Regions from separate parts of the Homo sapiens genome. Here all the other regions are linked to region 3. The links are chromatin contacts, found by Hi-C or POLR2A ChIA-PET in ENCODE. All regions are on one chromosome and are shown on one strand. Each heading gives the region's core, a stretch centred on a gene start or an enhancer-like site at or near the end of the contact. The rest is flanking DNA. Distances are from core to core; before and after follow the strand shown. Region 1 holds the start of LINC00426 (long intergenic non-protein coding RNA 426). Region 2 holds the start of USPL1 (ubiquitin specific peptidase like 1). Region 3 holds the start of PAN3 (poly(A) specific ribonuclease subunit PAN3).

What was found. A loop is a pair of places that touch in the nucleus more often than their neighbours do. ChIA-PET counts read pairs that join two places held with the same protein, here RNA polymerase II (POLR2A). Pooled maps may share reads with other maps.
Region 1: a map with no recorded cell type shows a loop between it and region 3 (17-fold over the local background). The contact joins the promoter of LINC00426 here to the promoter of PAN3 in region 3. A Hi-C loop is called at or near these places in 1 of 37 single-sample maps with no recorded cell type and 5 of 50 pooled maps. POLR2A ChIA-PET finds 5 or more read pairs at or near these places in 1 of 52 experiments (GM12878).
Region 2: a loop to region 3 is called in a map of CD8-positive, alpha-beta T cell, with 23 times the contacts of the local background. The contact joins the promoter of USPL1 here to the promoter of PAN3 in region 3. A Hi-C loop is called at or near these places in 4 of 168 maps with a recorded cell type or tissue (CD4-positive, alpha-beta memory T cell, CD8-positive, alpha-beta T cell, ascending aorta and 1 more), 1 of 37 single-sample maps with no recorded cell type and 14 of 50 pooled maps. POLR2A ChIA-PET finds 5 or more read pairs at or near these places in 1 of 52 experiments (CD4-positive, alpha-beta T cell).

Annotation. Positions count from the first base shown.
Region 1 is chr13:30,372,472-30,375,823 of GRCh38, forward strand. It overlaps LINC00426 (long intergenic non-protein coding RNA 426), which reads right to left and starts at 1,443. Exons shown (of 5, transcript NR_024464.2): 1 at 1,312-1,443.
Region 2 is chr13:30,615,807-30,619,376 of GRCh38, forward strand. USPL1 (ubiquitin specific peptidase like 1) reads left to right here and starts at 2,114. Exons shown (of 9, transcript NM_005800.5): 1 at 2,114-2,250. It also overlaps a transcript of HMGB1 not described here. RefSeq lists enhancers at 1,512-1,581, 1,602-1,741, 1,792-2,121, 2,142-2,191.
Region 3 is chr13:28,137,183-28,140,627 of GRCh38, forward strand. It overlaps PAN3 (poly(A) specific ribonuclease subunit PAN3), which reads left to right and starts at 1,363. Exons shown (of 19, transcript NM_175854.8): 1 at 1,363-1,905. The coding sequence starts at 1,476. PAN3-AS1 (PAN3 antisense RNA 1) reads right to left here and starts at 1,992. Exons shown (of 2, transcript NR_029383.1): 1 at 1,365-1,992; 2 at 1-1,223. RefSeq lists silencers at 1,208-1,317, 1,508-1,587, 1,628-2,027 and an enhancer at 2,110-2,404.

The DNA of each region.
Region 1 (3,352 bases), core at 193-2,692, 2.2 Mb after region 3:
TGTGTTTGGAGAAGCTTAATGATACACTCAAGAATCCAATAGTAGAAACTGTTTGCTTTCAGGAAGAAAACGTTATATCAGGAAGGTATGTTTGAAGAAAAGAACTATATAACAGCGATCCACAATACACCTGTTCATTTGTAGCATAATAGTTACACCTGCTCCCTGGGGCTTTTTTGAGATTTCAGTCTTTGGTGTAAGACACACATACACACATGTGCACACACAATGGTAAGCATGCATGCTCTTCAGCTTCAACCCTCAGTGCGCAGTAAAATAAAAAATATAGTTGAATCATCTGTCTCAGCCCCAGCTAGAGCCCACGTCTTCCAACATGAATTTTAAAATACCTTTTTGCCTTTTAAAATATGCTGTAGAGGCCGGGCGCGGTGGCTCACGCCTGTAATCCCAGCACTTTGGGAGGTCAAGGCAGGCAGATCACGAGGTCAGGAGATGGAGACCATCCTGGCTAACAAGGTGAAACCCCGTCTCTACTAAAAATACAAAAAAGATTAGCTGGGCGTGGTGGCAGGTGCCTGTTGTCCCAGCTACTCAGGAGGCTGAGGCAGGAGAATGGCGTGAACCCGGGAGGCGGAGCTTGCAGTGAGCCGAGATCGCGCCACTGCACTCCAGCCGGGGCAACAGAGCGAGATTCCATCTCAAAAAAAAAAAAAATGCTGTAGATGAGTTTTAGTTTATCCGGGTCCTTTGTAATTAATCTCTGCATTCATCATAATTGGAAGAAAAGCTCAAAGTAAGAAAATAGCTTTCCTCCAAGTTTATTGCAATCAGAGAAAAATACAATTTAAATGTTTTTGTTTCCCATTTCTGTTCCTTACATGCATTGTCTAGAGTGGTTCCTGGTCTATAAGCCAGTGGGTTGAGATACCTGACCAGACCACCTTTTCAACCCAGTTCTTTCTCCTCTTTGTATTTCTCCCATACAATACAGTATTGAATATTTCATAACCTATGGGTGTATGTTTTTGGCAATGTGGCTAAGTCAGGCAGCATTGAGGACTGTCCTGGTGACAGTCCGGTGCAGCCCTCACCCAGGCTCCCACATTCACACCCCTCCACTCTCCAGTGGGCTGTGTAAGTTAACGGCAAATAAATGGCCCAGAATGGCTTCCTGTTAGAGAAAAAAAGGGACAAAGACTTCTGCCCTTAAAACTCTGGTAACAAAAGTAATCTAGTGGAAATCAACATTACTAGGAATATCCTATGATTTTGGTGGTGTTGAGTTCAAAGACAGCATGGCCGAATTGTGACCATCCACCCAGTCACATGAGGCAAAAACCCAGGCCCTACCTGTGTCCTGACCTCCAGCTTCCTCCCCACGGCCAGTTGGTTAGAACGTGTAGGGAGTGTACCTCTCCCAGCCGTGGAATCCCCTCACCATCTTCACCCCTTCCCCACCTTCAAAGACTTTCATGGCCGAGTGTGGTCTGACCACACTTGATCCAAAGCCCTTCCTCTGAGCTCTCAGCTCCACGTCACAACCTCGTGACCACGTGCCTCTCACTGTCATGTGCTTAGATATGTGTGTGTGTGTCCACCTCACCACACACTGTGAGATCCTTGAGGGCACGTTGTCTCTTTCATTTCTGTGTCTCCAGTGCCTAAAATGGAAAGTGCTCACTTACTAAATAAATATACAATATAAAAAATAATTTTTATCCCTTGTCCCATTTGAGATGGAAAATGAGTAAAGTTTACAAGTATTAATATAGTCAGCATCCCACTAAGACCACACAGACACTGAGATGAGCAGAGGATGCTGAGGAGCAAATGCAAAATAAACTATGAGAACTGTGACAGCTTCCAGTGCTCTTCATTATAAATATCAGCAATTGCTAATATCCAATAACATGTCACACACTCTACATTAAATCATCACAAGTCTCTAAGGCAGGTGTTAGTTTTCTCTTTGTACAGCCCAAGAAGCTGAGACAAGAGTCACACAACCAGCCAATAGAGAGAAAAGATTCAAACCCGGAGACCTTCTGTCTCTAATCCCACCCTCCTCCCACTGTCTCCTGCTGCCTCTCTGTTTCAAAGCTTGGCTCTGAGACTATGAGCACTGCCAAAATTTTACAACAGTTTGCGTATGTCATGGTCTGCAAAAGCTGTGGATGGCACTGTGGTGGCAGCCTCAATAGAAGGCTGAGACTACTTACCAGAGGGAGGATTTCCTGAGCTCCGATCACACCTGCTCTTTGTTCTCTCTCTGTCTGTCTCTCTGTGTGTGTCTCTCTCTCTCTCTCTCTCTCTCTCTCTCTCTCTCTCTCTCTCTCTCAATACAGACAGGGTCTCACTCTATTGCTCATGCTGGAGTGCAGTGGCGTGATCATAGCTCACTGCAGCCTCAAAGTCCTGGGCTCAAGTGATCCTCCTGCTTCAGTCTCCTGAGTAGCTGGGACTACAGGCATGCACCACCAGGCCTGGCTAATTTATTTATTTTTATTTTAATTTTGTAGAGACAAGGTCTCGTCCCTTCCCCAGACTGATCTCGAACCCCTGGGCTCAGGAGATCCTCCCACCTCGGCCTCCCAAAGTGCTGGGATTACAGATGTGAGCCACCACTCCTGGCCCACACCTACTCTTTATCCTCAACCCACACCCCCAGGCTCAAACTCAAAAGGAAGGAGCAAACCCTAGAAGCTGCGTAAAACACACCTTGACCTAAAATGTGCTCATGACCAGGCAACTTGACTACATATTCTCCTCGACCTACGGTGGAGTGACATCCCTATAAAAGCCATTGTAAATTGAAAATATTGAAAGTCTAAAATGCTTTGAATACACCTAACCTATCGAATATCAGAGCTCAGCCTCGCCTCCCTTAAACGTGCTCAGAACACTTACATTAGCTTACAGTGGGCAACATAATGTAACACAGGCCTATCTATGTTATAATACAGTGTTGAGTATCTCATGTGATTTATTGAATACTGTACTGAATGTGAAACAGAATGGTTGTCCGGGTACTCACCATTAGCTGACACAGCTGAACGCACACTGCGCCTGAAGAGCGTTTGAAGCATTGAACTAAAATTAATTGCTGGGTGATGGGGATGCTACAACGACAGGGTCATCAATTTCTCTCTCTTCTGCTGAGGCTGGAGAACCACGGGTAGAAGGCGCTGGAGCATCAACGCTTGATGGTTTGGCAGGCGTAGTGCTCTTCCTTCAGGAAGGCATCAGGTGTCCGTGGTTTACCCTTCTGATGGCAGGGCTGCCTGGGTGCTTTGGCTCACAGCCATGCCCAGCATCAGGAGAGTGTCATACAGCATATCCCTTGCCTGTGGGATAAAGGCCAGTCTTCAGAATCCGAAGTGCACTTTTTGTT
Region 2 (3,570 bases), core at 864-3,363, 2.5 Mb after region 3:
AAGAGAAAATCCTAATCATACAGAAGCACTGAACTACTGCAGCTGTTCGTTAGTTATTAATTTAATAAAAGCTTCCTCCCTTTAAATCATGTGAGTTTATAACTGGAAATAGGTCAATAAAATTTCTGTCCCACACTGCTGACAAGCGATGGACGCAATTAGCTTTAATCCCACTGGAAGGTACTGCACTCTCTCTGGGACCAGGATATGTAGAAAAAAGCATTTCAAATATATAGGAATAACCAGAAATGTATACAGTATTCTCAACTTGGGACCGTTACTCTATAATATAAACGAAAGGGGTTTTCTAGTCAATCTCTGCTGATCTCCTGTACCAAAGTTCTTCCCTTTATAAGTCTTGTACTACCTTTTACAAGAGGAAAAAGCTCTAGAGCGAAAACACAGAACACACTAAAATCCCTTCCTTTCTCTTTACAACTCAAGCCCCGCCTCCATTTTGTTTCTGTTACTAATTTTTCTTCTGAAAAAATACCAAATTTACACTGAAAGACTAAAATTCAACTTTGCAGACAACGTTTTAAAAAATACAATTCAGTTTGGTGATGTTGTTTTGCAGTCTTACAATTTTAGCTACATTTTAACTGAACCAATTGTTTTGTTCAATTTATGAGTTAATACTCAGCAAGTTTGTTTTTTACAAATAGTGTATTCCATTCTAAAAATGGAAGTAGCAGTGGTGAACAAGAAAACAACCCTCTGAGTTTTGTCTATTTCAGGAGGAAGTACTACTTTCTCCAATTTTAATCACAATTCATAAAAAAGAAAAACCTAACTAGCTAGATCTTAAATATACAAATACATTAACAATCTAGTAAAGCAACAGAAAAAGGTAAACAAACTAACCAGCCTATTTTTGTCTGGAGAAACCCCAACAAACTGCTGGATTCCTTGGCCATTTGCATTCAGAAGTACCAAAAACTAAAATCCTTTTTACTAAATAATTTCTTCTACACGAGACTTGTTTCCTCCACACCACCCTATCCAAATTGTCAGCATTATTCCAGAATATAATCATTTAGTTTGAGACCACTAAAAAACCCCGCAGTCCAAAATACCAATTGTGGTTTTTCTGTAAAGAAATGGTCAGAAACTACAAATTGTTATCCTAGGACACAGAACCAATCGACCAAAAGGACTTCTGGAATATGCTGCCCCCAAGATTTAGAATGCACAGGCAGAAATAGCATACGCGGTCACGATGTCCCTTAAGCCACATGACCTTCCTACGAAAGCAAAGGCTTAAACTTATCAAATGAGAACTCCCCCTTTCTCTGAAGTTAAAACAAGGCAGGGCAGCTGGAATTAGAGCAGCAGGGACAGATCGGCTGTTGACTAGTCAGAACGGGTCGTGGAATGCAAAGTCCCTGCGCTTTCGCTGCTCCCCTTACCGTGAGAAGATCTGGGAGGGAGGAAAGGAGGAGAAACACCCCAGAATCCTGGTAGAAAAGCCCCTGGCCTCGAAGATGGGCTCTAGGGAGACAGGGAGGGGCAGCTCCGTGTGTGATGACCCTTTGTGAACATGCACTCTGTGGCAGCTTCAGCTCCACCGAGGCTTTGGGAGAGCGGACTACGGATGCCCGGCGCGGCCCAGCTGTGAAGGCCGCGCCGGCGGAGAGGGTCCATGGCACCCCCGCCGGCTTCGGAAGCCCTTCCCTCTCCCACCTCCGCGGGTCACCCCAGGAACCAGCGGCTCCCGACCACGCTCGCGCGGACCACGGAACAGCGACGCGCAAGCAGGTCTCTTTCGTCAGCGTAATCCCTCCGCAGAAAGCCGCGCACTAGTTTTAATCACGCCCCACCCCCTGGCCGCTGGCGCCACCTCCGCCACTCGGGCGCTTTCCAGCAGCTTCCAGAAACGTCGCCTCCCCAAACCCAGCCACTCACACATGGCGGGCTCAGCAGCCACCGGCCCCGCCCCTCCTCGTCGCCGCAGTCGCAACTGCGTCTGCGGCCACAGGGCGGACAGCCACGCCTCTGCGGAGGGCGACCGGAAGTGCTCACGTCTTCACCTTCCCCGCCACGCCACCGTCCTTTCAGGCCCAGCGTGCAGCAGGAAGGAGGACTCTTTTGCCGCGGACTCAAGCCGGAAGCCGCCTTCCTAGTGGAGACGCGAGTGGGGGAGGAGCAGTCCGAGGGGAACGTGGGTTGAACGTTGCAACTAGGGTGGAGATCAAGCTGGAACAGGAGTTCCGATCGACCCGGTACCAAGAAGGGGAGTGCCCGCGGCAGGTAAGGGAGAAGAGGGAGGGGTTTCTTTCCGCTCTCGAAATTGGGAAAAGAGACAGAGCTGGGATGACCTATGGGGTAGTCGGCGCGCTGAAAGGATGGGCTGGGCTGGGACGGGGTTCAAGTGGGAAAGGTTGATGATTAAGGTATAGAGTTGGACTTACAGATCCGTTTGGGCGCAGAGAGGTGAACGCTGAAGAGAAACCAGAGTTTGTTTTCGTTTTCCAAGGAGCGTGGAGATGGGCAGGGTTAACGGACCCTGCGCCTCCTTCGGCTTCTTAGTTTGGGTGTTGAAACTCACCTCCTTTGGTCCTGTTCGTCTCTGATTCAAGACAGTTGGGTTTGGTACCTGACAGGGCTGGGTGCAGAAAGCTGACCCTGTTCCTCGGCTTCCAGGTCGGTTGTGGCCTCGCTTTTGACAGTTCACGTGCCGAGCCTACTCGCTCTCGGAGGGCGAGCTCAAATGGGTGGGTTTAAGGCCCCCTCTTCGAACAGCTGTTTCCCTGGGTTTCTCCATTTTGCACACAGGAGTGTGAATTAAGTTTAATTGAATACTTTTTGCGATTCCCAGGGCCACCTTGACACGTTCATTGTGCTATCTAACTGGGTTCATGCTGGGCTAATAATTCACATTAAGGCTTCTGGAGTATAAGTGGTTCACAGAAGTATGAAAAGGGGATGTTAGAAGAAAGATGCTGGGGGTGAAGTAGAGTTGAGGAAGACAGAACTGGAAAGCTAGGTTGGTTTCACAGTACAATGAGCTTTAGGTCATAATACTACCTTTAGGTTATATTGGGCTGTTTGGACGGAGTTTGCTGTAATCAGGCTAGAGTAAATAGAGAATTTTAAACTAAGCATTGACAGGCTCAGACTTGTAGAGGCATCATTTTGACAGTGATATGGAAGGGAAAGAGGTAGAGATTTGAGACCTTTCCAAAGAACTGTCCACAGAATTTGGTGACTTACTGTGCGAAGAGGGAAATAAAGAATAGGGAACAACTCAAGACTTTCTAGTCTGTGTGTTTGGAAGGATGGAGACGCCCACATTTAAGTGAGATATGGGAAGGAGGAGCAGATTGTTTTTGAAGGGAGGAAGAGCAGTTACTTAGGGTCAAATTAAGTTGTAAAATCCCCCCCGGGATTTTGTATGTAAGTCAAAGTGAATTGTATTTGGAAGAAGAACTGGGGAGCCCACCTCTGGTATTTTTTTTATGTCCCTCATATGGACAAATAAACCTCTGGTATTAAATGAATTTTCTTTTGGGGGATTCTATATATTCGGGATTTCAACCACCAACCTATCTGGTTTTTCCCGCTGAAATG
Region 3 (3,445 bases), core at 113-2,612:
TTTAAACAGAAAGCCATAATACAATGTTATTACCTTCGAATTTGGCTAGAGAACATCACCAAGCTTACCAGTTTGTGATCTAGACTCCACTTTTCCCCATTTTTTTCAGTGTGCTACTTTTGCTTATATCCATTCTTCTGTGACTTTGTTTGCCACAATTCCTTAAATACTTCCACCCCTCCTTTTCATAACAGCGATCTGCCGTTTGTGAACCTCTTTTACAGAGAAAAACTAGAATGTTACTTTTCCTTTCATAGCAATTCTTTAAAATTTCTGAAAGCCTTTAAAAGGGTATTAGCGCAAACATCAGAGATCGCTGAGGTTAAAACTATCTTTTAAAAATGAATTTCACCGTCTCAAAAAAAATAAAAATGAATTTCAAATCAAGGCTAGGCTGATTGGAGAAAAGCAACCTAGTATATTTATAAAGGTCTTCCAGTGCTGTCTAAGCAGTGTTGTCCCAGGTGGCATCCTATTTTTCATAATTTACCGAAGGCCCTTGGTAATATAAATACAGAGAATAACAGGTGCTGCACTGAGCAGGGGGTCTGTCTAAATCAACCTTTTTGGCTCCATTTTTTGACAAAGGGCCAAGAGGTTAGCGTAATCGGTCCAGTAGTTCTCATTACCTTCGAGGGGAAGGGGAAAGAGGAGAGGGGCGAAGAAAGGAAACGGGGAGAGGAAGTGTGGCAAATAGAAGATATTCTTCAGGTAGAGCCAGGGCTCGGGCCGCGTCCCCAGGTGGCCCCTCCAAACGACCGTTTACCTTGTCAATTTTCTCTTTTCAATGAAAAAAAAAAAAAAGACATCTGGCTTTTTAAGTAAGAGAATATACAAATAAGGAAGGTATCAGGTCTCGTGAGAATTCGGCGCCAGATCCGCGTCCGGAACCCCACCGAGAGCCGCCGGTCCAACCGCCGATAGCTCGCGGATGCCCCCGGGGGCCCGACGCCGGCCAGGCTTCCCCTAGCGCTCCCGCTACCCATAAGCCCTCGCGTCTCAGCGCGCACGCGCAGCGGCGACGGCCGTCTCAGGAAGAGGAAAATGGAATAAACAACTCGGAGGAACCAGAGCGCGAGAGAGCGAGTGGAGGCAGAATTTAAAAATAAACCGGCCCCTCCGCCTTCCCCACCCGCTTGCCGCTGCCGCTCCCTCTTCCCCTGCCCGCGCCCTCGAAGTCCCCGTCTGGGCCCGCGCGCTCACCCCGTCGTCCCGCGCGGCCCCTTTAAGAAAAGAGAACGAGAGAGTGAGTGAGAGAATCCCAACTCTCCCCCTACCCTCCCTCCTTCTACCCCCTCCTCCCTCCCCTCTCCCCTCCCCCTTCTCCCCGGGCGGCTCCGGCTCCCGCAGCGGGACAGACCCACCCGCCCAGGCTTTTATCCGGCACCGGCAGCGTCTTCCTTTCCTCCCCCGTCTATGGTGGTGGCGGCGGCGGCTCCTCGGGCGGCGGCGGAAGACGAGGCTGCGGCGTTGCCATGAACAGTGGCGGCGGCCTCCCGCCCCCCTCGGCCGCCGCCTCCCCTTCCTCCTCCTCGCTGGCGGCGGCGGTGGCGGTGGTGGCCCCGCCGGGGGTCGGGGGTGTCCCCGGCGGGGCGGCGGTAGGAGTGAAGCTGAAGTACTGCCGCTACTACGCTAAGGATAAGACTTGCTTCTACGGGGAGGAGTGTCAGTTCCTGCATGAGGACCCTGCCGCCGGGGCTGCCCCGGGCCTCGGCCTCCATAGCAACAGCGTCCCCCTGGCTCTGGCTGGTGCACCCGTGGCCGGCTTTCCGCCGGGAGCCGTCGCGGGCGGGGGAGCTGGGCCGCCCCCCGGGCCCAAGAAGCCGGACCTGGGGGACCCGGGGACCGGAGCCGCAGCCGGCGGAGGAGGCAGTAGCGGGGGACTCGATGGACCGCGGCTGGCAAGTGAGTGTTTTTCGGGCGGGGCGGGCCGCGGCGGCGGAGGGCAGGCCTGGGCCGGATGAGGCCCTGCTGCCGACGGGAGCTGAGCACGGCCCGCGGGCTCCCCCCCTCACCTCCCAAGGCGGTCTGAGAGGCCTAGGCCGGGCCTGAGCCCTCCTTCCTTCTTCCTGCTTCCCCTCCCCACTGCCTTCGGCAAGTCGGAGAGCGCGGGGAGGTTGGGTTCCCGGGAACGTGGGTGGGAGGACTGGGGTGATGTGAAGGGGGGGCGGGGAGGAAGGGGGATGGGCTGTGGCGTGCGGAGTGTGAGAAAGGGGGTGTCGTTTCCGGGGGGTGTGGAAAGGGGCTGGGTTTGCAGGCACATGTGTTTTGCGTGTCCTTGTGGAGTGGCGTCTGCAGAGTGTTGAGGTTCCCTAGTGGGGAGGGGTGTGTTTGTGTGTGTGTGTGTGTGTGTGTGTGTGTGTGTGTGTAGGGGGCGGGAGGTGAGGGGCGGGCTTAAGGCTTCGTGGAGTAGGTTGAAAGAACGGAAAAAGTTTGTAGAAGGCTTGCGGGAGAAAGGTTTTGCAGGCAGGAAATGCTTTCTAAGGATTAGGAGGGAGCGGACTGTCGCGTTCAAAGTGTGCTCAGGTTTAATCGAGAGTTTAGAGTAGGGATTTCACAAAGACGCATTTCATCTGAGTTTCCCTGAAAGCTAGAATAAGTTTGCTGGTGTCAGCTGGGATCCTGTCTTCTATAGCTTTGTATCAAGCAAACTCAGCATTGTGTCTTGAATGCATGTCATGTGCAGCCTGCGTTTATGTGCGACTGAGCACTTGGGTGGGGACATCTTAAGGCTGTTTATATTTCTTTTTCATGTGTTGTTGTTGTTGTTGTTGTTGTTGTTTTGGAGAGAGTCTCGCCCTGTCGCTCAGGCTGGAGTGCAGTTGCGCGATCTCAGCTCACTGCAACCTCCGCCTCCCGAGTTCAAGCGATTCTGTTGCCTCTGCCTACGGAGTAGCTGGGACTACAGGCGCGCGCCACCACGGCCAGATAATTTTTTGTAGTTTTAGTTGAGATAGTAGTCTCGTTGTGTTGGCCAGGCTGGTCTCAAACTGCTGGCCTCAAGTGATCTGTCCTCCTCAGCCTCTCAGTGTGTTGTTATCTATTGACCTGAAGCTTGTTAGTTGTTAGTGGAGTTTACAATTGAATGTGAGCGTAATCTGTTAGAGAATGTTGCCTTTACGAATAGAGCCGGTGCCAGATGTCCCTGTTTTGTTTCTTAGTATATTGAGCGTTTCTAAACCAAATAGGAGTCCTACTTTCTTGGGAATTCTGGAGAACTAGATCTTAAAATAATCTGATAGGCAGTTCAATTTGTACATGAGAACATTTTGTCTTTTTCTTAAACACTGTTAATGAACCTGATAGGAAGTTTTAGCATTTAATTGGTCTATGAGGATTATTTAATATCTTCCCCGGGGTTTTGCTTTCTTGCTTTTTCTTTCGAGACGGGATCTTCCTATGTTGCCCAAGCTGGCCTGGAACTCCTGGGCTCAAGCGATCTTCC